5 separate regions of the Homo sapiens genome follow, and regions 1, 3, 4 and 5 are each linked to region 2. Evidence: chromatin contacts called from ENCODE Hi-C or POLR2A ChIA-PET data. All regions are on one chromosome and are shown on one strand. The core of a region is the stretch at or near the end of the contact, and the rest is flanking DNA. Distances in the headings are between cores, read along the strand shown. Region 1 holds the start of SLC41A3 (solute carrier family 41 member 3). Region 2 holds the start of PIK3R4 (phosphoinositide-3-kinase regulatory subunit 4). Region 3 holds the start of CHCHD6 (coiled-coil-helix-coiled-coil-helix domain containing 6). Region 4 holds the start of MCM2 (minichromosome maintenance complex component 2). Region 5 holds the start of SRPRB (SRP receptor subunit beta).

Region 1 (4,933 bases), core at 1,339-3,838, 4.7 Mb before region 2:
GATGTCTATATTGCACTGATTTGATCTTTACAAGTTACATGAACGTGTTAAATTATCACAGGCAACTCAAAAATATGTACATCTATTATGTGTCAATAAAATTTTTTTAATATAAATAAATGAACCTGGTGTGATGCACCTCACCTCACCACCACTAGGGCAAGGGGTGGGGAGAAGGGCCTGGAACACAGCCACAGGGCTCTGGGTCTGCCTCTGCCAGAGGCAACTGGGCAGTGACCACTCCAGGCCACACATCCTCACTCAGCCACAGTCTTGGTGAGTCACTCACACGCGTGCCTGAGGAGGTTAACCCAAGAGTGCGCAGCCACTGTGCTTGGTGACAGCAAACACCAGAGCGGCAGGTGCTGGCGCAGCCCTGATCCGTGATTCATGCTGGGAACACGTGTGCAGCTGTACCTAGAGAGCCCCAGCCCTGGTCCACCCTCACTGTGCCTGCACATGGTGCCAGAGGAAGGCCTGGCCAGGGTGACCCGGGAGCAGGGCCCAGCTGGTGTCAGCACCACACCTGCTCTGTGCCCCTTGCAGGGTGGGGGATCTCCCAGCTGTGGACATGGCCAAAGGCCCCTCAGCTCCACCTGAATGTTGGAGTGTTTGCAAGGAGAACATGCTCCAATGTCCCTGTGTCACTGACAGCTCGTGCAGATGAACAACCAAGCACAGGCTGGAGGAGGCTCCTGTGGGAAAGTGGGCTGTGGGCCAGGAAACCTCTAATCCCAGAGCCCCAGGGAGGAGCCAAGATGCCAGAAGATGCCAGTGGAGGCATTGCCTCCAAGGTCCCCACAGAGGACATTGGGCAATGTCTGCACATGGTTTTGGTTGTCCCGACAGGGGGTGATACAGGACAGCCCCCCAAAACAAAGAACTGCCCCACCCCAAATGTCAGTAGTGTGGAGGCCGAGAAACCCTGCTATGGGGCAGTGGTCAGAGACCCTTGTGCCTTGAAAGGGGCTAGGCTGGGCAGGACAGGTTGTGGACCACCTGGGGCCACAGTTCAGAGCCACGCCTGAGTCTGTGAGGCTGCCCACCCTCCCAGCTGCCAGCATGGGGTTGGGGGGTATCCGCCCCCATCAGACTGAGGAGGAAACGGACACTCTGTCACCCAGAAGCATCCCTGTGTCACCCTGTGAGGTTGGCCTTGGACCCAGGCCTCTAGGCGCCCCGTCAGCACCCCAGTGCGAACACATCCTGCCCGGGGACCTGGACCCAGCAGCTCACACAGACCAGGGCTCGCCCAAAGGCAGGCAGGCAGGGCCACTGCTGACCACGCACCTGGCTGGTCGTGATTCTGGAACTAATGGTTTCTGCCTGGCAGGGAGGCCGCCAGGACCTCTGGGCTTCACCCCTCCCCACCTTCACAGGGGACCTCGCCTCAGTGGGAATGTTCTGGAGCCGGAACCCAAGGTTGGAATCCCAGCTCCTCCCCTTTCTAGGTCTGTGACCTTGGAAAAATTAAACTTTCTGTACCTCTGTTGCCTAATCTGTGAAATGGGGTAATACTACCTACTGTGTAGGGCTGTGAAGATTAAATGGAGTCATGCATTATCATCACAGGGCACCTGGCCCATCCTCAACCCCAGTTCAGACTCCTCAAAGCCCTAAGGTTTCAGATCAATGGTCAGAACCACGAGGAGGACCTGCTAAAGACAAGTATGGGGACCCACCCCCAAGGTTTAGGATTTAGAAGGTCAGGGTGGGGCTGGGGAACCCGCATTTCTAGCAGATCTCAGGAAAGGCAGTGCTGCTGGTCCTGGGACCACAGTTTGAAAACCACTGGTGTAAAAAAAGCCTTCTAAAAAAAAGTGGGATTTGATCACTAAAGTCATATGGAAAAAACTGGAAGAAAGAGGAAAAAATAAACAAATAAATAACGGGATTTTAAAGAGACCTATCCCACCGGCTCTCCTGGATGGAGAGAGTGTGGGACTCTGAGACAGACTCCCGGCTGGGCACCCCCAGGAGGTTTTCTTCACCAGAGGTTTGCACCGAGCCCACCCAGGACAGTGGGCTGAGCCTGTGGTAGAGGCTGGCGGGAGGTCTGGCTGAGGCAGCGAGGGGTCCCTGCGCGCGGGCGCTGCAGGAGTCACGCGTGTGACATCCAACCAGGAGCCGTGCCCTGAGCAGGCCAGGAAGGAGGAGACAGGGCCGCTGAATGCACACCGCAGCGGTGTGGGGAGCGGCCTCAGACACCTAAGGGTAGGACCGGCCGGCTCCCCCGCGACCCCCAGCGCCTGGGTTCTCTCCCGGCCTCCCCGAGGCGTGGCCTACCCCAGGCATGGCCCCACCCCGCCCCAGGCCGCCCCTCCGACCCCTCGTGTTTACCTCATCTCCCGCGCGCCTTTCCCCCACCGAGTCCCCCAAATCCCGGTCCCCACCTGACTCCCCCTCCCGCCGAGCCCCCAGGGCCCGGCGCCCGGCTCACTCGCCTCCCGCGCACCCACTCCCGGGCGCCCTCTCCCGCGCGCCTCCCCGACCCCCCTTGGGCCCCAGCTGACCCCACCTTCCGCCCCAACCCCGCCCGGAACAGGGCCGCGCTTACCGGGTCCCCTCCCAGGCGGCGGCGGGAAAGAGGCGGGCGGAGGACGCAGGGGCGGGCCTGCGGCTCAGGCAGGAAGCGGGAAGGCCGGGCCTCCCTGGCCCCGCCCCGGCCGGGCGGCCGGACCTCGGACGACTTGGCGCTCCGGGACAGCAGCAGACGCCCAAGCTCCGGCAGCGCAGAGCCCCGCCGGGGGCCCGGGGGGCTGGGAGCCGGGGATCGCGGGGACGGAAGTGGGGGACCGAGTCTCGCGAGCCCGGGCCCTCCTCGCAGCTGGGGCCCCACTGGCGCCCCCGCGGGAGCGCTACGGGAGAGGCGCCTATGCGGCTGCAGGTTTTATTATGGAGCTGTCAAGGTAGAAAGGTACGGAGAACGGGAACCCACCGACAGCCAACTTCCCTTGGGACCCGCCTTTTGCTTTAAAAACAACAACGACAAGTCTGTGCTTCACCCCACACATGCCTTTCGTTTTCCCTTTTTTCCCAGAGTAATTTTAAAGCATCCCAGTGGATAAATTCTCCTTTAAATACTCGAGTATGTTTAATCAGTAAGGCCTATTTTTTTAAACATTCTCATAGTATTACGGTCACACCTAACGAAATTGGCAATTCCCAGTCCGGGCCTGAGGGAGGCCTGATGGTTCACAAGACTTGGTAAAATATATCATTATATTTTAAACCAAAAAATAAATGATAAGGCACCTCCCCGTTCCCAACCACCAAATCATCCGAATGGACTTCTTCCTCAGCCAGGACTTTTAGAATTTAACCTGAAAAACTGGTTCAGGCCATAAGGGGAAGTGGAGGCCGAACATGCCTCATTATCCCTCTCCTGCATTAACATCAACACAGACTTTAAGTCTGATAAGAAACATTTTACAGCCTCTTCTCTCTGAAGCCTGCTACCCTATCCGAATACTTCATCTGCGTGATAAAACACATTGGTCTCCACAACCTCTTAACCCAGACATTCCTTTCTTTAATCCCAGGTCTTTGGACAAACTCAACCAATTGTCAACCAGAAAATGTTTAAGTTGACCTATACCCTAGAACCACCCTCCCCCTCTTTGAGTTTTCCTGCCTTTCTGGATCAAACAAATTTATTTCTTAAATGAACTTAACTTGAAGTCTCATGCCTCCTCAGAATGTATTAAACCAAGCTGCACCCCGACCTCCTTGGGCACATGTTCTCAAGACCTCCTGAAGGCTGTGTCACTGGCTGTGGTCACTCATATTTGGCTCACAATAAATCTCTTCAAATATTTTACAGAGTTTGACTCTTCCACAATAATTTGGCACCCAGCGTGGGGCCTCAGAGAAGACTCAGGACCCCAAAGGAGTTGCCTGAACTCGGAGCGAAGATACCAGTGGGGCCCATTGAAGCCTCCCAGACTTCTAGCTTCTCCCCCGATGGAACTGGTTAAGTTCTCCTGAGCCCCAGATCGCCCTTTGGTTGACAGTCCTTCGTTTAGTGTGAGCTGGTTTTTCTCCTAGGAAGTTGTTGTTTAAGGATTCTAATTCTAGTTCAGAGACACATTCTAAAGGGTTTTCTTTATTGCTTTTTCTCCCAAAATTAATCTTGATTCGGCTTGTCTGCGCATTTGTGTGAGGAATTGAACTGTTGTTTTCATAGGTAAATGAGAGACTGAGTTTTCTCAACTCCAAAGAGAAAGGCATTTGCTCCTCCCAGCCAAAACGTGCTCCTGGGTGACTGGGGGCCTTGTGGGAGTGTCTGGGGGGGGGTTGACATCCTGTGACATGCAGCAGCCCTATGGGGAAATCCCCAACAAAAATTAATTTTAAAAATGGCTTGTCCAGGAATGCATATAAGGACTGATCACCCATCATTTTGAGCCCTCTCAAAGGTAATAGACCTCTGGAGAGAGAAACTGAGACATGTAACAGGGTGGAAACAACTCAGTGGTGACACATGGTGGGGTCCTGCCCACAAGCAGCACACATTGATCCACCACACAAAAACCCTAGGCCACAGCTCAGTTCCTACTTCTAAGAAAAAAAAAGGTGGGAAACAAATGATCTAAGAATGAGGAGAAAACAAGGAGAATGACCTCATTTCGGGCACTCTGTTGGTTTTATGGTGCGTCTACTTGCCAGAGCTTATGTAAAATGGAAATATAATGATCCTTGTGCACATTTACATTAAGGAAAAGAGCCCTAAGGTCAACCTGTACACTATAGAGTTCCTAAGTTCTCTTCTTCTCTATATTTTCTGCCTGCTTTAAATCTGCTTTTACTTTTGTACTGAAATTAAAAACCACTGTTTGGATCTAACCTATTTTTCTTTTTCTTTGTTTTCTTGTTTTTTTTTTTTTTTTTTTTTTTTTTTTTGCAAGCTGGGGAATTTGTATTTATCTCATGG
Region 2 (4,378 bases), core at 207-2,706:
CTCTTCCACTAACAGCACTGTACCTAGCCTTCTGGGGCAGCCTCTAAATTTCACACACATTTATCTAAAAAGACCATGTTATTTTCTCCAAGAAGACCTTGTTATTTTACCTAAAAATACCCTGCTATTGCGCATCGCCATTTCCAGGAGCTGAACTATATTTAGATAGGCCTCTTCAACTTTAAGCCAAAAATGTTAGTTTGTGTTATTTTCTCATATTTAAATTTAAAATATTAATGAGCCTTTACTATGTGTTCCGTGCTGTGCTTGGGGCTATGAGAATTACAAAGTTACCATATGACATAGTTCTTGTCCAAGAATCTGTAGTTTCTTGGAAATAAGAAAGAGACACATTAAAAGCTTAAAACTGGCCGGGCGCGGTGGCTCACGCCTGTAATCCCAGCACTTCGGGAGGCCGAGGCGGGAGGATCACGAGGTCAGGAGCTCAAGACGGGGCTGGCCAACATGGTTAAAATCCCGTCTCTACTAAAAATACAAAAATTAGCCGGGCGTGGTAGTGGGTGCCTGTAATCCCAGCTACTCGTGAGGCTGACGCAGAATTGCTTGAACCCAGGACGCAGAGGTTGCAGTGAGTGGAGATCCCGCCACCGCACTCCAGCCTGGGTGACAGAGCGAGACTCCGTCCGTCTCAAAAAATAAAAAAAAAAAAAGAAAAACTGAAAACTGAAAAGGTCAAACTAAGATCTAAAAATTCAGTTAACTCCTGGACACTTCCTGCCTAATTCCAGTGTGCCCTCTCACCCAGCTAAAAGAAGGTGCAAACTTCGCTGGTCTGCAACAAGAAACCTTGCCACAGATGTTAAAGAAAAGCAGACCAAAGTATACACTAGCTAAACGTACCCCAGGGTTCTGCTAACTCAGGTTTTGCAGGAAATAAATGCCACACATATACACACACGACCTTGAGCACACATAAACATTTACCCTAGGCCTCGGGAAAGTGTCAAAATCGTTCAGAGGCTCACAACGAGGTCATAGTAGACTACTTCGGGGACGGGACGGGAAAACGCGTCAGCAGCGGGGAAGTTGTTTCTACGAAGGGTCTTTCTTCATAGACAGGAGATGGGCTGTTGGTGGAGGGGCGCAGAAAAGTCCCGATCTTCAGGAACCCCGGTGGTCCTGGGAGGAGAACTGGGAAAGCTCTCGGGGTCTCAGCAGAGAGAAGAAGCCACGCTAAAGAGTCTCCACAAGTACCCCGGGATTTGACCCCTCCAGCCCCCTAACCTGCCCTGGGGGACATGCGTTCCCGGGCCTCGTCTTCCTCTAGCGCGGATCGCTACACCCGTCCGAGCCCTCCTCGAGGGCCTCACCACCGGGCGGGGGGAGATGGAACCCGGGAGAGAAGTGCAGACCGCCAGTCCCAAGAAAACACTACACTTCAGCTGCTGCAGCCCCAGCAAACGCCGAACTCCCGGGAAAGCAACCGGTCTGACCTCACTTCCTGTCGCCGAGCGGAAGTGACGAAAAAGAGTGAGCCTTGAGGAATTGCCAGGGTAGGAAACCGGTTGCTAGGAAACTAGGGAAGGCGTGGTCTTACTTTGGGCGAGTCTACAGGGAGAAAATGATGCTCTGACAAAGATCTATTCCCCTTCCTGCTCTTCTACCTTTCATTCACGAACGCTGAGGTTTCTGACATCCCCTAGAATCTGCTCAGACACGCCTTCACTCCCAGGACAGCAGAACAGAGTTAAGAGAACTCAAGAATATTTAGGAAAACTAATATATCCCAAGCTGGATTTTTAGAGTTCTGGTGAGATATAACTTACATACCATAAAGTTCACCTGCTTAAAATGTACAAAGCAGTAGTTTTTAATACATCTATCGAGTTGTGCAATCATCCCTATAATCTGATTTTAATTTTTTTTTTTTTTTTTTTTTTTTTTTTTTTTTTTTTTTTTTTTTTTGAGGCTGAGTCTCGTTCTGTCGCCCAGGCTGGAGTGCAGTGGAGCGATCTCGGCTTACTGCAACCTCCACCTCCCGGGTTCAAGCGATTCTCCTGCCTCAGCCTCCCGAGTAGCTGAGACTACAGGCGCCCGCCACCACGCCCGGCTAATTTTTTTGTATTTTTAGTAGAGGCGGGGTTTCACCGTGTTAGCCAGGTTGGTCTCGATCTCCTGACCTCGTGATCCGCCTGCCTCAGCCTCCCAAAGTGTTGGGATTACAGGCGTGAGCCGCCGCGCCCGGCCTTTTTTTTTTTCTTTTGGAGACAGTCTGGCTCTGTCACCCAGGCTGGAATGCAGTGGTGCCATCTCGGCTTACTGCAAACTCCACCTCCCGGGTTCAAGCGATTCTCATGCCTCTGCCTCCAGAGTAGCTGGGACCACAGGCACGTGCCACCACGCCCAGCTAGGTTTTTGTTTTTTTTTTTTTTGAGACGGAGTCTCGCTCTTGTCGCCCAGGCTGGAGTGCAGTGGCGCGATCTCGGCTCACTGCAAGCTCCGCCTCCCGGGTTCACGCCATTCTTCTGCCTCAGCCTCCCGAGTAGCTAGGACTATAGGCGCCCGCCACCGCGCCGGGCTAATTTTTTGTATTTTTTTTTTAGTAGAGACGGGGTTTCGCCGTGGTCTCGATCTCCTGACCTCGTGATCCACCCGGCCTCTCAAAGTGCTGGGATTACAGGCGTGAGCCACCGCGCCCGGCCGCTAGTTTTTGTATTGTTTGTAGAGATGGGGTTTCACCATGTTGGCCAGGATGGTCTGGATCTCCTGACCTCAAGTGATCCGCCGCCTCGACCTCCCAAAGTGCTGGGATTACAGGTATGAGCCACCGCGCCCAGCCTGCCTGATTTTAAACATTTTCATTACCCCAAAAGGAAACCCTGAAACCATTCGGAGTCACTCCCTGTTCTCCCCCATTTCTCCTCCCCCTTCCAGCCCTAGGCAATCATTAATCTACTTTCTGTTTGTATACACTTGCCTTTTCTGGACATTTTATATATAATATGTGGTCTTTGTGACTGACTTTCACTTTGGGTAATGTTTTTGAGGATTATCCCTATTGTAGCTTGTATTAGTACTTCATTTATTTGTTGTTGCAAATAATTTTGTTTACCCTTTTGTTAGTTAATAGACATTTGAGTTGTTTTACTTTTACGTTATTATGAATAATGTTCCTATGTTCATAGCATTAGTCTATAAGTCTTTGTGTTGCCATATGTTTTCATTTCTGTTGGATAGATACTGAGGAACGAAATTGTGGGCTCATATGGTAGCTCTATGTTTAACATTTGAGAAACTGCCAAACTGTTTTCCAAAGTGCAGGCACCATTTTACATTCCCATTAGCAATATATGAGGGCTCTAATTTCTCCACATTCTTGCTGACACTGTTATTATCTTCTTTTTTTATTATCCTGGTGGCTGTTAAGTGGTATCTCATTGTTGCTTTAATTTGTATTTCCCTAATAACCAATTCCGTTAAGCATCTTTCTTATTGTGCTTGTTTTCTATTCATATATCTTCTTTGAAGAAATGTTTATGATTTGACTATTTTTTAATTGGTTTATTTGTCTTTTTATTATTGAGTTGTAAGCATTCTTTATATATTCTAGATACAAATCCCTTGTTGGAGATATTATTTGCAAATATTTTCTCTCTGTTGTCTTTTCACTTTTTTGATAGTATTCTTTGAAACACAAAATGTTTTAATCCAAAGCTGAAATCGTTATTATCCCTGCAACATTCCCTCCTCCCTTCTTCTCCATCTCAATATGCAGCACTACTACCCACTGAATTCCTCAAGACTATAAATTTGGAACTCATTAAGTCATCCTTAACATATTCCTACTCTCCCCCTCCTTCCTCACCACACTCATTCCTCCCATTCAGTGATCACTTGCTCTTGCTGATTCTATCCCCAAAATATGCCTTGAACCCATTCACTGCCATCTCAAGGCCTAGGCCAAGCAACCATCATTGTCATGATGTCTACATTTTGAAACCCACACAGAAAAGGCACTCCTCACTCCTGATATTATTTTGTATACTTCTCCCAAAATTTTTTCTGGGTCTTTTACGGTTTCATTTTGTGCTCTCAAATTTCTGAAGTATAGCTACAACTTTATTTTTTTCTAGAGAGTTACTCAGTTATCTAAAAATGTTGAGTAATATATTTCCCCCCACCTAGTTGAAATGTCAAATTTACCATATAACAGATTTCCTATATATATCTGGGTCTTCTGCTGGACTTTCTTTTCTGTCCATTGAGGTACTATTTAATTCATCTACCAGTACTTTTAAAATAATTGTATGATGTTTTAATGTCTGACATGGCTAGTCCTAGAGTAGTCTTTTTTAAATGAAATTATAATCATAAGACATCTATGCCTACATCCTTCTAGAAGCTCCTCCTCATTTTT
Region 3 (4,372 bases), core at 1,218-3,717, 4.0 Mb before region 2:
GTTAGAATTGTTTTTTCTATTTATGTGAAAAATGTCATTAGAATTTTGATAATGATGACATTGAATGTGTAGATTACTTTGGGTAGTAAAGCCATTTTAACAATATTAATTCTTCTGATCTATAAACACAGGCTATCTTTCTACTTATTTATGTCTCCTATAGTATCTTTCAACAGTGTCTTATAATTTTTAGTGTGCAATTTTTTGTGTGCATCTTTCTTTCACCTCCTTGGTTAAATTTATTCATATTTTATTCTTTTTGGTGTTATTGTAAGTGGGATCATTTTCTTAATTTCTTTTTGAATAGTTTGTTGTCAGAAATCAGTAATAGGAAGAACTTTGGAAAATTCACACATGTGCGGAAATTAAACAACACATTCCTGAACAGCCAATGAGCCAAAGAATAAATCAAAAGGGGAATAAACAAGTATCTTGAGACAAATGAAAATGGAAACACAAGGTACCACAACTTATAGGATGCAATAGAAACATTTTTAAGAGGGAAGTTTATAGCGAAAAATACCTACATTAAGAAAAAAGAAAGACATCAAACAACCTAATTTTATATCTCAAGGAACTAGAAGAGGAACAAACTAAGCCCCAAAGTCAGCAGACTGAAGGAAATAAAAAAGATGAGAGCAGAAATAGAAACTAGAAAAACAACAGAAAAGATCAACAGTAAAGATCAACAAAATTAACAAACCTTAGCTAGACTAACCAAGAAAAAAGGTAATTCACATAAACAAAAGTATAAATGAAAGAGGAGACATTACAACTGATATCACAGAAATACAAAAGATCATAATCAACTACTATGAACAATTATACACCAAGAAACTGGATAATTTAGGAGAAATGGACGAATTCCCAGAAACATACCATCTATCCAAACTGAGTCTTGAAGAAACAGAAAATCTGAACAGACCAATAACGAGTAAGGAGATTGAATTAGTAATCATAAACCTCCAAGGAAAAGAGACAAAGGAAAGCCCAGGACCAGGTCTGACCACATCTTTACTCAGTTTTCCCCGCGGCCCCCGGTCCCCACCCCTCTTAGCCTGTCTCCCTAACTTCCTTTCTCCTGAGGTGCTCCCCCAGGAAACTCCTTGCACCAGAATCCCCTACGCAGGCTCTGCTTATAGGGAAGAAATGGACGACAGAGGTGATGGAGTGGGGTGCGCCAATGAAGTATTTTGAATGAAACTAGCAGACACCTTTGTTCCTAAAGATTCCATCGTCACACCAGCTCTGGGATGTTTACTAGCTTCTTCACCCTGAGCTATTCTCAATCTCAGAGCCTTACTGCTCTCTCTCAATCATTCTCTCCTCCTCACCCCTTTCTTTCCAGGTTGCCAATAGGAGCTCCAAATATTTTCTGGCTATTTCATGTAGCCATCTAGTTTTCCTCAGCTCGGCTTCAGGCGCACTTTTGCAAATCAAAGCCATTCAGCAACTCAGAGGAACAAAAAGGGGCTTATTTGAAGGTAGCAGTGTCTATGACTGGCAACCGTCTGTGTGCTCCCTTACACATAGGGTCCTGTGTAAGAAGCCTACACACAATGCCTGGCACACTGCACTCCACACATGGTATGTACACTCCTTGGGCAATGCCTCCTAACGGCTTAGGACCATTCCCTGTCCTCCCGGGGCGTTTAGAATAAAACCCACACTCAGACCCTGCCTCACAAGACCCGACATGATTTGGGTCCTCACCACTCCTCTGCCCTCTTCTCACTTTCCAGCCATGGGATGACCCCTCTTTCTCTTTTCCTGCCTGAGACTCCCAGGAAACCTCTTCCCCTACCTTTTTCTACATAAATCCTACTCTCCCGCCGGCTCAGTTCAAAGCTTCTTCCTCAGAGGTTGCTCTGGCCACTGAAATTAAAAGAGGCCTCCTTCTGTTCATTTTACTAGTGGCATCGCCATGCAGTTTTCCGTGTATTACAGTCAGTTTCCTTGCGTGCGTGTTTGGCTTTTCACTTGTTTTCCCCTTGCACTGTAAACCTCTCAAGGGCAGGACACTCGCTGTCTTGAGGGGCGCTGTAATGCCAGGGCCAGGTCCCTGCTCGTCTGGCGCTCAGCCCGTGCTGCTCTACACGTGTTTGCTGAATGAATGGAGCAGTGAACCCTCAGAAATTCGCCTCCAGATGAGCGCCTTGGCCGTCTCGGCGTCTCCTGGCCTCAGAACATCACCCTTGGCTCTCCCTCAAGGGGGAGCTCCCAAAGCGAGAACGTGACCCTGTCCTGCACCCAGCCCTCCACTCCAGGGCCTCCGCCGGTACACATCTTCGGCCTCAGCCTAACGCACTCTAGCAGGCACAGACCGCCACGCCCCCACCCCTCCAGACGGAAGGACTGCAATCCCCACAAGGCACCGCGACTCAGCGCCACCCGATTGGTGAAGCCTCTGGCGTCGGCCAATAGGACGTGGCTTTGTTGGCGTGTGCCGCGGCCGCGCGAGTCCTGGAAAGCGTTGTTGGCCCGGTTGCTCTGGAGCCGGGTCTCGGGTCTGGTGGCTGCCGGCCCTGCGGCATCTCGCCATGGGGAGCACGGAGAGCAGCGAGGGCCGCAGGGTGTCCTTCGGAGTGGACGAGGAGGAGCGGGTCCGGGTGCTGCAGGGTGTCCGGGTGAGCGGCGCCGCCTGGGCCGGGGCGGGCGTGGAGGCCGCGGGCGCGGGGGGGAGGTGCGGGGCGGAGCGCAGGGCCGGGGCTCTTTCCACGCGTGAGGGGCGTGGGGCTTGGGAGACTCCGGGGGCTCAGGCCAGGAAGAGGCTGAGCCGAGACGCGAGCCCGAGGCTGGCAGCCTTGGAGCTTCGCGACATGGGCTTCAGGGAAGGAGGAGTGAAGAACTGTACAGGTGCGAGGCCCCTGGGACACGAGGGACGCCCTGGCCACGTCCTGGCTCCGGTCGGCTTAGTTTTTACGTTTCTTGAATTTGCGCCCGGCCTCCCAGCCCGTGGCCCCTCAGGTGCGCGCATCTCGTTCTGGGTACGCGGTGTCTCCCACCTGGGCTTTGCCTGGGGACTCAGCTCTTCCCCGCCGGCCTGTTCTCCACAGCACATCTGCGGGGCGCAGGAAGAACCATAGCTCAGATCTGATCCCCTTCCTTGCCTGAAACCCTCCAGTGGGTTCCTAGCGCGCTTGGATGATGCCTTCCCTGGTTCCAAAGCTGGCCGCTGCCCGTCGACCTCTGGGGACTGCATCCCTCTGGGACTGCATCTCGTGCCATTTCCCTCGCGTGGCACCCGCACCTCGTCCCCAGCCTCAGGACCGCCGTGTTTTCCTGGAGGGTGCCGCTGGCTCAGCTCAGGGTCTGTGCGCCGGCTGTTCTCTCTCCTTCAGCTCTCCTTAAATCCCGCTGTTTCTTGTAATTCTTGTTGTAATTCAGATATCACCAGAGAATCCTTCCCTGACCACCCAATCTGAAGTAACCTCCCACCCCGCGTCCAACATTTATTATTTTCATAGCACTCATCACAGTGATCGCTTCTGTTGATAATTGTTTACTTGTTTATTGCGTTTACTGCTAGAGTGTAAGCTTTTTGAGGCTAAGGTTCCTGTCTGATTGAAGACTGTCCCCAGAACCCAGAAGAATAAAAGCAGCTCTTATTGCAGTGTAGGGGCCATGCGTTGGACTAAACCCTTTATAAGTTAACTGATTTAATTTTCAACAGCCCTATTTAGCCCATTATTGTAGATTAAGGAGAAGTGAGGCACTGAGAGGTGAACGAACTGATCCAAGATCATGTAAATAGTAAGTGGGAGAGCTGGGATTGAAACAAGCCAATTCCAGGGCATGTTGCTGTGCTCGGCCTCTTCCTCCACCTGTGTCTACACCTGCAGGTGCTTTGTAAGTAACTGTGGAGAGATGAATGAACCCAGTAAAAGGGACTAGGATTAAATGAAACGCACAGAGCTGGGTGTAGATGAATTAGTTAATTAAGGAGGAATTAGGGAGGTGGCTTAGAAAGACAGACTTCAGGAGTTCTGGCAGGTGCTCATTAGCTGTGTGACCTTGGGTAAAAAACTCTTTTGAGCCTCAATGGCCACATTAAAAAAAAAATTGGGTGTGTATGTATCCTAGGTACTGCCTAGGATAAGATGATGTCTGTGAAAGTGTTAAGGAAACGCACAGAGAGAGTGCTTTGTGGAGGCCTCTCTTCTTAGCCTAGCAGAGTACTTGGCACATTTGGTGCTTGCTAGGCGTTGTATAGTTTTGTGGACCTCACTCGTGGCAAGGATTAAATGGGGGAGGAGATGGCTTGTGTTGGAAGGCCGAGAGGGAGGAACCTGAATTGGAATTTAGAAAGATAAGCTTGGCTCTGTTTGGGTGCTCTCACCCTTGTGATTTGGTCTCCTGTTTTGGGGAATGT
Region 4 (4,692 bases), core at 2,193-4,692, 3.1 Mb before region 2:
AGCAAGTCCAGCATGACTGTTGGCTGGGGTCCCAGCTCCTCACTCCCCAAGCCTGTCCCAGGCTGCCTGAGTGTCCTCAAGACATGGATGCTGCCTTCTCTCAGAGTGAGCAAAGCTGCAGTCTTTTTGTAACTGAATCTCCAAAGTAACATCCAACCACATCTGTCCTATGCTGTTGGGAGGAGATCACACAAGGGTGTGAATACCAGAAGGCAAGGGCCATCAGGGCCATAATAGAGGCTGCCTACTCACCCCACCCACCTTTCTGTCTCTCCTACCCTGCCCCCAACCAGTGTTTAAACATGTCCAAGAACCTCTCATCTGAGAAAAAGCCATATCCCACTCCAGTGCCTGTCCCAGCTCTCACAGTCCATTCCACACCTGGGAATGCCTCTCTGACCCATACATCTTTGGGTGACATAAAAGCACTCCAGCCTCCAACTAGTAACTCACATTCACCCTTCTCACTTCCCTGCATCCTACCTGTCAACACACTTCAATGTAGTGTCTGACTCCAGACACACCGGCCAGCCCAGATCTGCTATCGCCAGGGCCACTAACAGCTCCTAGTCCTTATCAGATGACCTCTGGGCAGCCAGCTGACCCCATCCACCATCTTGACTGCTCTCTTCAGTGGCCTTTGGGAGGGCTCCTGATAATCCCCAGCCCTGCTAGGATCTCCTCTCCTTCAGTGTGGGCCGGACCTCAGGACTCACTTCTCGCTAAGAGAATATGGCAAAAGTAAAGGAATATCACTTCCAAGACATGGCATCTGTCTTGTATGGCCTCTCTCTCTTGTTCGCTTGCTCTGAAAGAAACCAGCTGCCAGGTTGTAAGCTGCTCTGTAGAGAGGCCCCCACCCAAGAGCCAGTGGGAAACTAAGTCTTCAGTCCAACAGCCTATGAGGACCTGAATCCTATCATGTGAAGAAGCTTGGAAGGGGATCCTCCTGAAGATGAGCCTTCAGAGGAGACAGCAGCCCTGGCCAATACCTTGCCTGCAGCCTTGAAAGACCTTGAAGAAGAGGCACCCAGTGGCATCGTGTCCAGATCCCTGATCCACAGACACCGAGACAGTGGGTGCTAATTGCTTCAAGGTGCTAAATCCCAGGATAATTTTTTTTTTTTTGAGATAGAGTTTCGCTCTTTTTGCCCAGGCTGGAGTGCAATGGCACAATTTCGGCTCACCGCAACCTCCACCTCCAGTGTTCAAGTGATTCTCCTGCCTCAGCCTCCTGAGTAGTTGGGATTACAGGCATGCGCCACTACGCCTGGCTAATTTTGGATTTTTAATAGAGACAGGGTTTCTCCATGTTGGTCAGGCTGGTCTTGAACTCCTGACCTCAGGTGATCCACCTGCCTCAGCCTCCCAAAGTGCTGGGATTACAGGTGTGAGCCACCATGCCTGGCCATCCCAGGATAATTTTTTATGCAGCAATAGATAACACAAGCCCATGCAGAGTCTCTTCAGCTTTCCTGTCAGCAGCTCCTAGCATCCGAGGTGCATCCTTCACATCCTTTGTTGGTGTCTCTTAACTGTTGGGGTTTCCCAGGTCCCAGGCTTAGACCTTCTCATCTCCCTGCACTCACTCTGGATTATACAACCACTCCCAAGGCAATCTACAGCTTCAGTCCAAACACGCCCTTGAGTCCCATACATGGATATCCAACAGCTTCCTGGATATGTCCCCTCGGCCCAAATTCAGCACAGCCAGAAACAAACTCATCTTCTTCCCCCTTAAATTGCTGGTCTTCCTGTGCGCTCCTATCTCAGCTATCATCCACCTAGCTAAGCCAGGATCCTGGTGTCATCCTGCATGCCTCTTTTGCTGTCCTCAATCACCAACACCTATAGACCCCACTTCCTGGCCGGGCGTGGTGGCTCACGCCTGTAATCCTAGCACTATGGGAGGCCAAGGCAGGCGGATCCACTTGTCAGGAGTTGGAGACCAGCCTAGCTAACAATGGTGAAATCCCATCTCTACTAAAAATACAAAAATTAACCGGGCACAATGGCGTGCATCTCTAATCCCAGCTACTCGGGAGGCTAAGGCACGAGAATCGCTTGAACTTGGGAGGTGGAGGTTGCAGTGAGCTGAGGTTGCACCACTGCACTCCAGCCTGGGTGACAGAGTGACTCTGTCTCAAAAAAAAAAAAAAGATTCCACCTCCTAAACATCTTGTATTTCCAGTTCTCTCCATCACTCCTGCCTCCCTACCCTGGGTCCCAGGCAGAGATGCTTGTTCACTGCACAAAGTGCCTGGCTAAGAGGGTTGCGATTCAGCCCTGCCTCTGCTCACTAAGGCTGCCTGGAACTAGACAAGAACCACAGCAACCTCCTCGTTTGCTGCCTTCAACCTCGTTCAATCCACTTCCACCTGGTAGCAGCCAGAGGGATTCTAAAACCCACACTAGTTCACGTCTCACCCTGCTCAAAATGCTTCCATGGCCTTCCATTGCTTTCAGAATACAGAATAGTCAAACTCTCTAGAAAAACATCTAGCTCTTTTTTGATCCGGATTTTCTCTCCCTCAAGTCTTGTCTGTTGCCCGGCATCATAAGCTCCTAGGGTTAGTTCTTAGGGAGGGGCTTGCACATCCGGGCCCTGCCATGACCTCTGCAGCTTTGCACATGGCATCCTTCTATCTGTAACATCCTCCCTGCGTCTTCGCTCCCCTGGGCAAAGATAACTCCTACTAAAGCCTCAGATGTGACCTCCTACAAAATCCCAGAGTTGTCCAGCTGCTTGAAGTATTGAGCCTTTGAGCTTTGGGAGAAGTTAAACCATTGTGCTCCTAAGACGGTAAGAAGCGTCAGAAAACCAGGCTCTGAACCTCTGCTGTCTTTTTTTTTTTTTGAGACGGAGTCTCACTCTGTCACCCAGGCTGGAGTGCAGTGGCGGGATCTCGGCTCACCGCAACCTCCACCTCCCAGGTTCAAGCGATTCTTCTGCCTCAGCCTCCCGAGTAGCTGGGATTACAGGCCCGTGCCACCATGCCCAACTAATTTTTGTATTTTTAGTAAAGACTGGGTTTCACCATGTTAGTCAGGCTGGTCTCGAACTCCTGAGCTTGTGATCCGCCCACCTCGGCTTCCCAAAGTGCTGGGATTACAGGCGTGAGCCACCGCGCCCGGCCTCTGTTGTCTTGTCAGCAAAATGGCCCTGGTGTGACCGAGGTCACGCAGCCAGCAAGTGTCGTCGGGTCCCCTGGAGCCTCAGCTTCTACCTCCGCTCCAGCTCCCACCACAGCGCAGGCGAGCGCACGCGCACAGCGCCGGGCCGCACACCTCCGGGCTCTGGGCGGAGCGCCTCGGGCGTTGTAGGCGGGACCGGACCCTCTGGCCCGCCCCTCCGTGTCCCTTCTGGTCGCCAGTGGACGCCGACGTCATGACGTCGCGTTCCGTAGGGCTCTTCCCGGGCTTTGGTGGGTCACGTGAACCACTTTTCGCGCGAAACCTGGTTGTTGCTGTAGTGGCGGAGAGGATCGTGGTACTGCTATGGCGGTGAGCGCGCTGGCGCGTGGCGGGCGGGCGCCGGGGACATGGGTGCGGAGGCTGCGCGCTTCCCGTACTCTGGCCCCGGCCCAGGGCGGCGCTCTGGGTGAGGCTGGGCCCCAGGCTCTGGGGCGCAGCTACTTTCTCGCCTGCACCCTGCGTGAGGCGACTCGCCTACCTACCACTGACCTGGGGCCCTGGGCTCCCTAAGGCGAGCTCGGCCCGTTCAGCCTCTGTCCTTTATTCACCCCACACATACTTATTGGGCGCCATCTGTGTGGCGCTGAGCGTACAAAAGACAGGCCCCCATTTCACTACACTCCTTTAAACTTTTTTTTTTTTTAATTTCCCAATGATCCTTGTTCCAAACACTACACTTACTTTTGTATTACCTTCTTGTCCCTTTGTCTTGTATACTGTCTGTTCCACATCTGAGTTCCAGACCTCTTGTTTTGGTGGCTCTTCTATGCCATCTCTATCACAATACCTTGCGCACTGTGTGTGCTGAAATAGGTCTAATGCTTAAGGGGAGATAATAGACAGTAAACAGGTAAATAGGCAAATGACATAACCTCAGTGGTTTTTCATGGAGAAAGCACGGTGATGTGGGTGACCCCGATATTTGAGCTGGCTTCTATTTGTTTGGAAGCCACTGACTCAGATTGCTCAGCTGAGAGCATTCCAGGTGAGAGAACAGCAAGGGCAAAGATCTGGAGGCTGGAAGGGGTTTGGTGTGTTGGAGGACAAGAGTCACAGGTGGAGAGAAAGAAGGGAAGGCCCCTGATGGTAAAAAGGAAGCTGTATCATGCCTCACCAGCTTCCTAGGTTTCTGACAACCGCACCTTCTCTTGCAGGAATCATCGGAATCCTTCACCATGGCATCCAGCCCGGCCCAGCGTCGGCGAGGCAATGATCCTCTCACCTCCAGCCCTGGCCGAAGCTCCCGGCGTACTGATGCCCTCACCTCCAGCCCTGGCCGTGACCTTCCACCATTTGAGGATGAGTCCGAGGGGCTCCTAGGCACAGAGGGGCCCCTGGAGGAAGAAGAGGATGGAGAGGAGCTCATTGGAGATGGCATGGAAAGGTAATTTCATTCAAGGCCCTGGACTCAGCAGATAGTTTTGCAGAGAGCCCATTGTGTGCCTGGTGGCCTGGCTTTGGGAGCTGGGAGCAGATGAATCGATGGCATTCTTGCCT
Region 5 (4,925 bases), core at 1,511-4,010, 3.1 Mb after region 2:
CATCTCTCAAATTTGTGCTCTCATTTTCATACCTATTTCTGTCTCTGTATTAGACTCTGAGCATCCTTTGCCTAAATACTGCATCTTTTGCCTAAATGCTCTCAGCTGGTCTCTCTGTCTGAAGTTTTTTTTTTCCTCTCAAGTCATAGTCCTCCATAGATCTGTCAATTATCTATGTCACCCCAAATGAAACTTCTACACTTGATCTTAGCCAAAAGGCCGAGAAGCGATCCCCAAATGAAACTTCTTATTGCATTCTGGACAAACTCTTAAGTTCCTCAACATAGCACAGAAAATCCCTTCTGGTCTGATTCCTGCCAACCTTTCTAGCTTCATCTCCTGTCACTCCTACTTAAATTACTGCTCTAATCAATTTTTATAGATTTTATAATTGATGATTTGGCATCTGTTGATCACTAGGCCAAACTAACAGCCAACATTGTTTACATTTCCCCTGTGGCCTGGCTTTTGAGGGTGTGCCTAAATCATATTGCAAATCTTCCTAATACAACCCTTAACATCTGTGTTTCGCTTCTTGCCCAATCAAAAACATCTCTATCTAGCTACTCGCTGACACATTAGTAATAAAGGAAGAGTCCCAGTTCCTTTTTTTTTTTTCCTTTTTTTGGAGGCAGGGTCTTGCTCTGTTGCCCAGGCTGGAGTGCAGTGGCATGTGATCACAGCTCACGGTAACCTGGAATTCCTGGGCTCAAGCGCTCCTGCCTCAGTCTCCCAAGTAGCTGAGACTGCAGGCATATGCCACCATGCCTGGCTAATTATTTTTTAATTAAAGAAAATGTTTTAGGCCGAGGTGGGTGGATCACGAGGTTAGGAGATCGAGACCATCCTGGCTAACATGGTGAAACCCCGTCTCTACTAAAAATACAAAAAATTAGCCGGGCATGGTGGCAGGCGCCTGTAGTCCCAGCTACTCGGGAGGCTGAGGCAGGAGAATGGCGTGAACCCGGGAGGCGGAGCTTGCAGTGAGCCGAGATCGCACCACTGCACTCCAGCCTGGGCAACAGAGCGAGACTCTGTCTCAAAAAAAAAAAAAAAAAAAAAGAAAAAAGAAAATGTTTTTTGCAGAGACAGAGTCTCACTATGTTGCCCAGGCTGGTCTTGAATTCTTGGCCTCAAGCAATCCTCCTGCCTTGGCCTCCCAAAGCGCTGGGATTAATAGCTGTGAGTCACCGGGTCCTCCCCCAGTTCCTCTCTTTTTCCTTGTCCCTGTGCATGGTGAGGTTTTGTGTGGCCCTGAGTGGTATCAAGCTAAATAACAAGCAGAGAGGGACGCTCTAAAAGAAAATAATATTTATTCTGGAATAGGCATTGCAATGGGACTACGCATGCCATAGTCAACTATGTGCATATTCAGGGGGGTGTAAAGGAAGACAAAGATTTTTAAAGAAAAAATGAGTCAGATTCCATAATTGTTTTAAGATAATTATCCTTGGCTACAAGGATCAAATGGCAAGGATGGCATCAGTACTAGGTTGGACAGGGAGTTGCTGGGTAGCCGTCCTAACAGATGTATTTTTTTGTGTGTAAGGTTGCGATGGCCTTTGTGCAAGTCTGTGGTTTTTGCAGTCTTTTGTGACAGTTTTTGTCATCAGGCATGGGTGCCTGAGAACCCTCCCTCCATGGCCTTTCACCAGCTCCATTTTTCTGATTAAAAAAAAAAATACAAGTGACTCCATTTTGATGCTGACAACTTTTTCAATGGCAATGTGGAACTGTAATAAACTTTTTTCAATCTTTCAGTGACACTGACATCTTCATGTCTCTACTCAGCCATACAATTAAATTAAATAATGTGTACATTTTAAAACAATGACAGCTGTTTAATGACAGAGACTGTGAACTGGGACCCTCTAGGCTGGCCACTTTTGGTGTTTTATTTGGGCCACAAGTTTTTGAATGCTTTCAATTACCTACAGAAAATTTCAAAAGTGGAAAATTTCCTATAAAAATCTGCCTTTATTGCTTCTCTTGAAAACTGGAAGAACCGGCCACCCAGGTCCCATAACACCTACCTGGCTGAATAGGGTCGGCCCTACTTTCAGCAGAAATACCTCCTGCAGTTTTCAACAGCCCCAGCTCTCCTGGGCGTTGATTTTCCTAGTTGCTTCCTTTAATGCAGACATTTGAGTTTGCAGCCCTAGATTGACAGTGTAGGGGCACTGAATTACTTAGGGTTCCCACATACATCGTTTCTTACACTCATTTTCTTCTGCACAGCACCTTTTTTTCCTTTAACCACTCGCAGATGCTAACTCATTCTTCAGGACTCAATTCCAATGTCCAGAAGCTTTTCTCTGAACTCATGATGGACTCCGCGTCCCATTATGTATTCCCACATCGCTCCGTACATCCATCTGTCACATCCCTTGTCACATTAAATTCAGATTAAATGTTTGTAGGATGCTTGAGTTCTTCACAAGTCTCACGTCACTTAGCGACGGTCGGGAACTCCTCAGTGGTAGTTTCGGGAGCCATTCATTCATTTTATTCATTTCATCATTCTTTCAACAGTCATAACGTAGGTGACGACGACTGACTCATCTCTTAAAAGATGTGTGTGTCCCTCGACAAATAACCTGTCTGCCCCTATCGTTCTGTAGGAGGACGGAGTCCCAGAGAACTACAACTCCCATCAAGCACTTGGGGGATCGCCGCGGCTGAGGGAGAGACTATGGCTTAGGAACCACCATTCGCGTGAGGCTCTGCTCCCCGCGCCTGCGCAGAGTGCAGGGCCACGTCGCTTTTGCTGTACCGGGGACCACGCGTCTCATCCATGGCTTCCGCGGACTCGCGCCGGGTGGCAGATGGCGGCGGTGCCGGGGGCACCTTCCAGCCCTACCTAGACACCTTGCGGCAGGAGCTGCAGCAGACGGACCCAACGCTGTTGTCAGTAGTGGTGGCGGTTCTTGCGGTGCTGCTGACGCTAGGTAAAAGGCGGCCGGTGGTCATGGCGGGTTTGGGGCGGGCAGAGGTCCGGGCTTTGGCTGCACCGCTGCAGGCCGGGGACGCGGGGCTGAGAGGGCGCCTTGAGGGCATCAGGAGGGTGAGACCCACCCAGTCTACACCCCACCCTCTCTCCTGAAGCAGCGGCAGCAGCTGGGCGTTAAGGGGGATGCCGGGCAACCCCCGGAGTTAACGTCCTGGTCCTTGGGGCGCAGATTGCTCTTCGTCATCTGCCCTGTTACGCTTGAGCGCGCTGTTCCTCGCCTTCCGCTGTTCTCACTGCAAAGACTCAGGGTCTTGACACCAACTTTCAGCCTCCCGTGTTTGCGTGCGGGCGCTGGGATACCAAGGTAGTGAGATAGCACCTGAGTCCCAGTCAGAGTAAGGACTGCAAAGAAAAGTTGACAGTTGACAGTGCCTGGCTCTCAGTGGATCCCTAACAACAGCAATAGTAACCATTATGATAAAAGTCAGTTCCAGGTGAATGAGGTGTTTCGTCACAGACTTCTGTGAATTTCCCCACCCCAGCCATGCACATATACTGATTCCCAAGGCGTAATTTTTGTTGTTTTTCTCTGTCTATTCCACAGTCTTCTGGAAGTTAATCCGGAGCAGAAGGAGCAGTCAGAGAGCTGTTCTTCTTGTTGGCCTTTGTGATTCCGGGAAAACGTTGCTCTTTGTCAGGGTAAATGATTTCATTGACACCCCTGTTAAGCTTAATAGAAAATTTTATAGATCCCAGTATTCCTGTCATCTCACGGTTTATTTTGTAAAAGAAGCTGATGCTGTTAAATTTGGAAGTTAATTCTTGACTTACTTGGGAGAACAAAAAGACTCGTAGAAACCCATAATTGAGAAATATTGGTCATTTCTCCTTTTTTTTTTCTGTTTGCCCTTGCCAGATGCTGATATTTAGTCTTTATCACATTCAAGGATTTTATTTAATTAGTTTCATTCCAGAATAGCAGAAGGCATAGAAGCTAGTGTCCTACAGTTTATAATTCCTTCGTTAACAAATTCTTAGGACAGTTTATCGAAGACACTTTTTCACAGGGTGATCCTTCTTTGACATAGTGGGCTAGTTAGGCTTCTTTTTACTAATATTTATTTTTAATACATTTAGTATTTTTAACAGTGTATTTTAATGTGGTGAATAGGAGAGGTTTTCTGCTTTTTAACTCTTCTTTTTGAGAGTATAAATTATTTCCCTTCCATTAAAGAAATACCTCCATTTTTTTTTTTTTTTTTTTTTTGAGGGAGTGTCTCACTCCAATGCCCAGGCTGGAGTGCAGTGGCGAGATCTCTGCTCATTGCAGCCTTGACCTCTGGGACTCAGATGATTCTCCCACCTCAGCCTCCGAGTAGCTGGGACTACAGGCGTGCAACACTACGCCCGGCTGATTTTTTATATTTTTTGTAGAGATGAGATTTTGCCATGTTGCCCAGGCTTCAAATCATTTTTGTTGGTTAAAAATCTTTACAGAAGCTTGGCAAATTTGGCCACTAACTGTCTTTTGAGAATAATGTTGTTTTTATTCCACTGAGGAGTAAAATATGCAATTAATTAGATTTTTTTCTACAGGTAAAAAAAATCAATATCGTCTTTTTCACCTGTCGGAAGCAGCATTCATTTACTTAACCTTACACCTGGGAGACTTAGAATAATATAACTCAATTTAGGTGTGCTATTAAAATGTTGAATATCACCCATCTTGTTTTTTTTACAGTTGTTAACAGGCCTTTATAGAGACACTCAGACGTCCATTACTGACAGCTGTGCTGTATACAGAGTCAACAATAACAGGGTAAGATGTTTGTGGAGTTTTGGAGTCTGACAGTCTTACTTTACTGTGGTGTGTCAGTTAAGGACATTTTTAGGATGAGTTCATCTGAGGATGTAAGTACCATTTGTAGCTTATTTTTATGGAGAAACATATTCTTTGTGACAAATTCTCTTGACA

Evidence for each region. A loop is a pair of places that touch in the nucleus more often than their neighbours do. ChIA-PET counts read pairs that join two places held with the same protein, here RNA polymerase II (POLR2A). Pooled maps may share reads with other maps.
Region 1: a map of CD8-positive, alpha-beta T cell shows a loop between it and region 2 (22-fold over the local background). The contact joins the promoter of SLC41A3 here to the promoter of PIK3R4 in region 2. A Hi-C loop is called at or near these places in 2 of 168 maps with a recorded cell type or tissue (CD8-positive, alpha-beta T cell and naive thymus-derived CD4-positive, alpha-beta T cell) and 8 of 50 pooled maps. POLR2A ChIA-PET finds 5 or more read pairs at or near these places in 1 of 52 experiments (naive thymus-derived CD4-positive, alpha-beta T cell).
Region 3: a loop to region 2 is called in a pooled map, with 12 times the contacts of the local background. The contact joins the promoter of CHCHD6 here to the promoter of PIK3R4 in region 2. A Hi-C loop is called at or near these places in 4 of 50 pooled maps.
Region 4: a map of CD4-positive, alpha-beta T cell shows a loop between it and region 2 (13-fold over the local background). The contact joins the promoter of MCM2 here to the promoter of PIK3R4 in region 2. A Hi-C loop is called at or near these places in 1 of 168 maps with a recorded cell type or tissue (CD4-positive, alpha-beta T cell) and 6 of 50 pooled maps. POLR2A ChIA-PET finds 5 or more read pairs at or near these places in 1 of 52 experiments (CD8-positive, alpha-beta memory T cell).
Region 5: a loop to region 2 is called in a map of CD8-positive, alpha-beta T cell, with 19 times the contacts of the local background. The contact joins the promoter of SRPRB here to the promoter of PIK3R4 in region 2. A Hi-C loop is called at or near these places in 4 of 168 maps with a recorded cell type or tissue (CD4-positive, alpha-beta memory T cell, CD8-positive, alpha-beta T cell and naive thymus-derived CD4-positive, alpha-beta T cell) and 7 of 50 pooled maps.

Annotation. Positions count from the first base shown.
Region 1 is chr3:126,081,536-126,086,468 of GRCh38, forward strand. It overlaps SLC41A3 (solute carrier family 41 member 3), which reads right to left and starts at 2,589. Exons shown (of 11, transcript NM_017836.4): 1 at 2,558-2,589. It overlaps ALDH1L1-AS1 (ALDH1L1 antisense RNA 1), which reads left to right and starts at 2,680. Exons shown (of 8, transcript NR_190231.1): 1 at 2,680-2,917. RefSeq lists silencers at 2,237-2,346, 2,387-2,936.
Region 2 is chr3:130,745,373-130,749,750 of GRCh38, forward strand. PIK3R4 (phosphoinositide-3-kinase regulatory subunit 4) reads right to left here and starts at 1,457. Exons shown (of 20, transcript NM_014602.3): 1 at 946-1,457. RefSeq lists an enhancer at 1,138-1,197 and a silencer at 2,432-2,481.
Region 3 is chr3:126,701,773-126,706,144 of GRCh38, forward strand. It overlaps CHCHD6 (coiled-coil-helix-coiled-coil-helix domain containing 6), which reads left to right and starts at 2,468. Exons shown (of 8, transcript NM_032343.3): 1 at 2,468-2,627. The coding sequence starts at 2,541. RefSeq lists enhancers at 2,048-2,107, 3,168-3,719 and a silencer at 2,658-2,857.
Region 4 is chr3:127,594,969-127,599,660 of GRCh38, forward strand. It overlaps MCM2 (minichromosome maintenance complex component 2), which reads left to right and starts at 3,443. Exons shown (of 16, transcript NM_004526.4): 1 at 3,443-3,504; 2 at 4,350-4,579. The coding sequence starts at 3,499. It also overlaps a transcript of TPRA1 not described here. RefSeq lists enhancers at 3,121-4,078, 3,432-3,551 and a silencer at 3,582-3,741.
Region 5 is chr3:133,803,055-133,807,979 of GRCh38, forward strand. SRPRB (SRP receptor subunit beta) reads left to right here and starts at 2,761. Exons shown (of 7, transcript NM_001379313.1): 1 at 2,761-2,948; 2 at 3,555-3,649; 3 at 4,692-4,769. The coding sequence starts at 2,795. It overlaps LOC105374116 (a long non-coding RNA gene), which reads right to left and starts at 2,429. Exons shown (of 3, transcript XR_924513.3): 1 at 2,034-2,429. RefSeq lists enhancers at 2,413-2,522, 2,613-2,672, 2,813-3,022, 3,133-3,182, 3,213-3,322.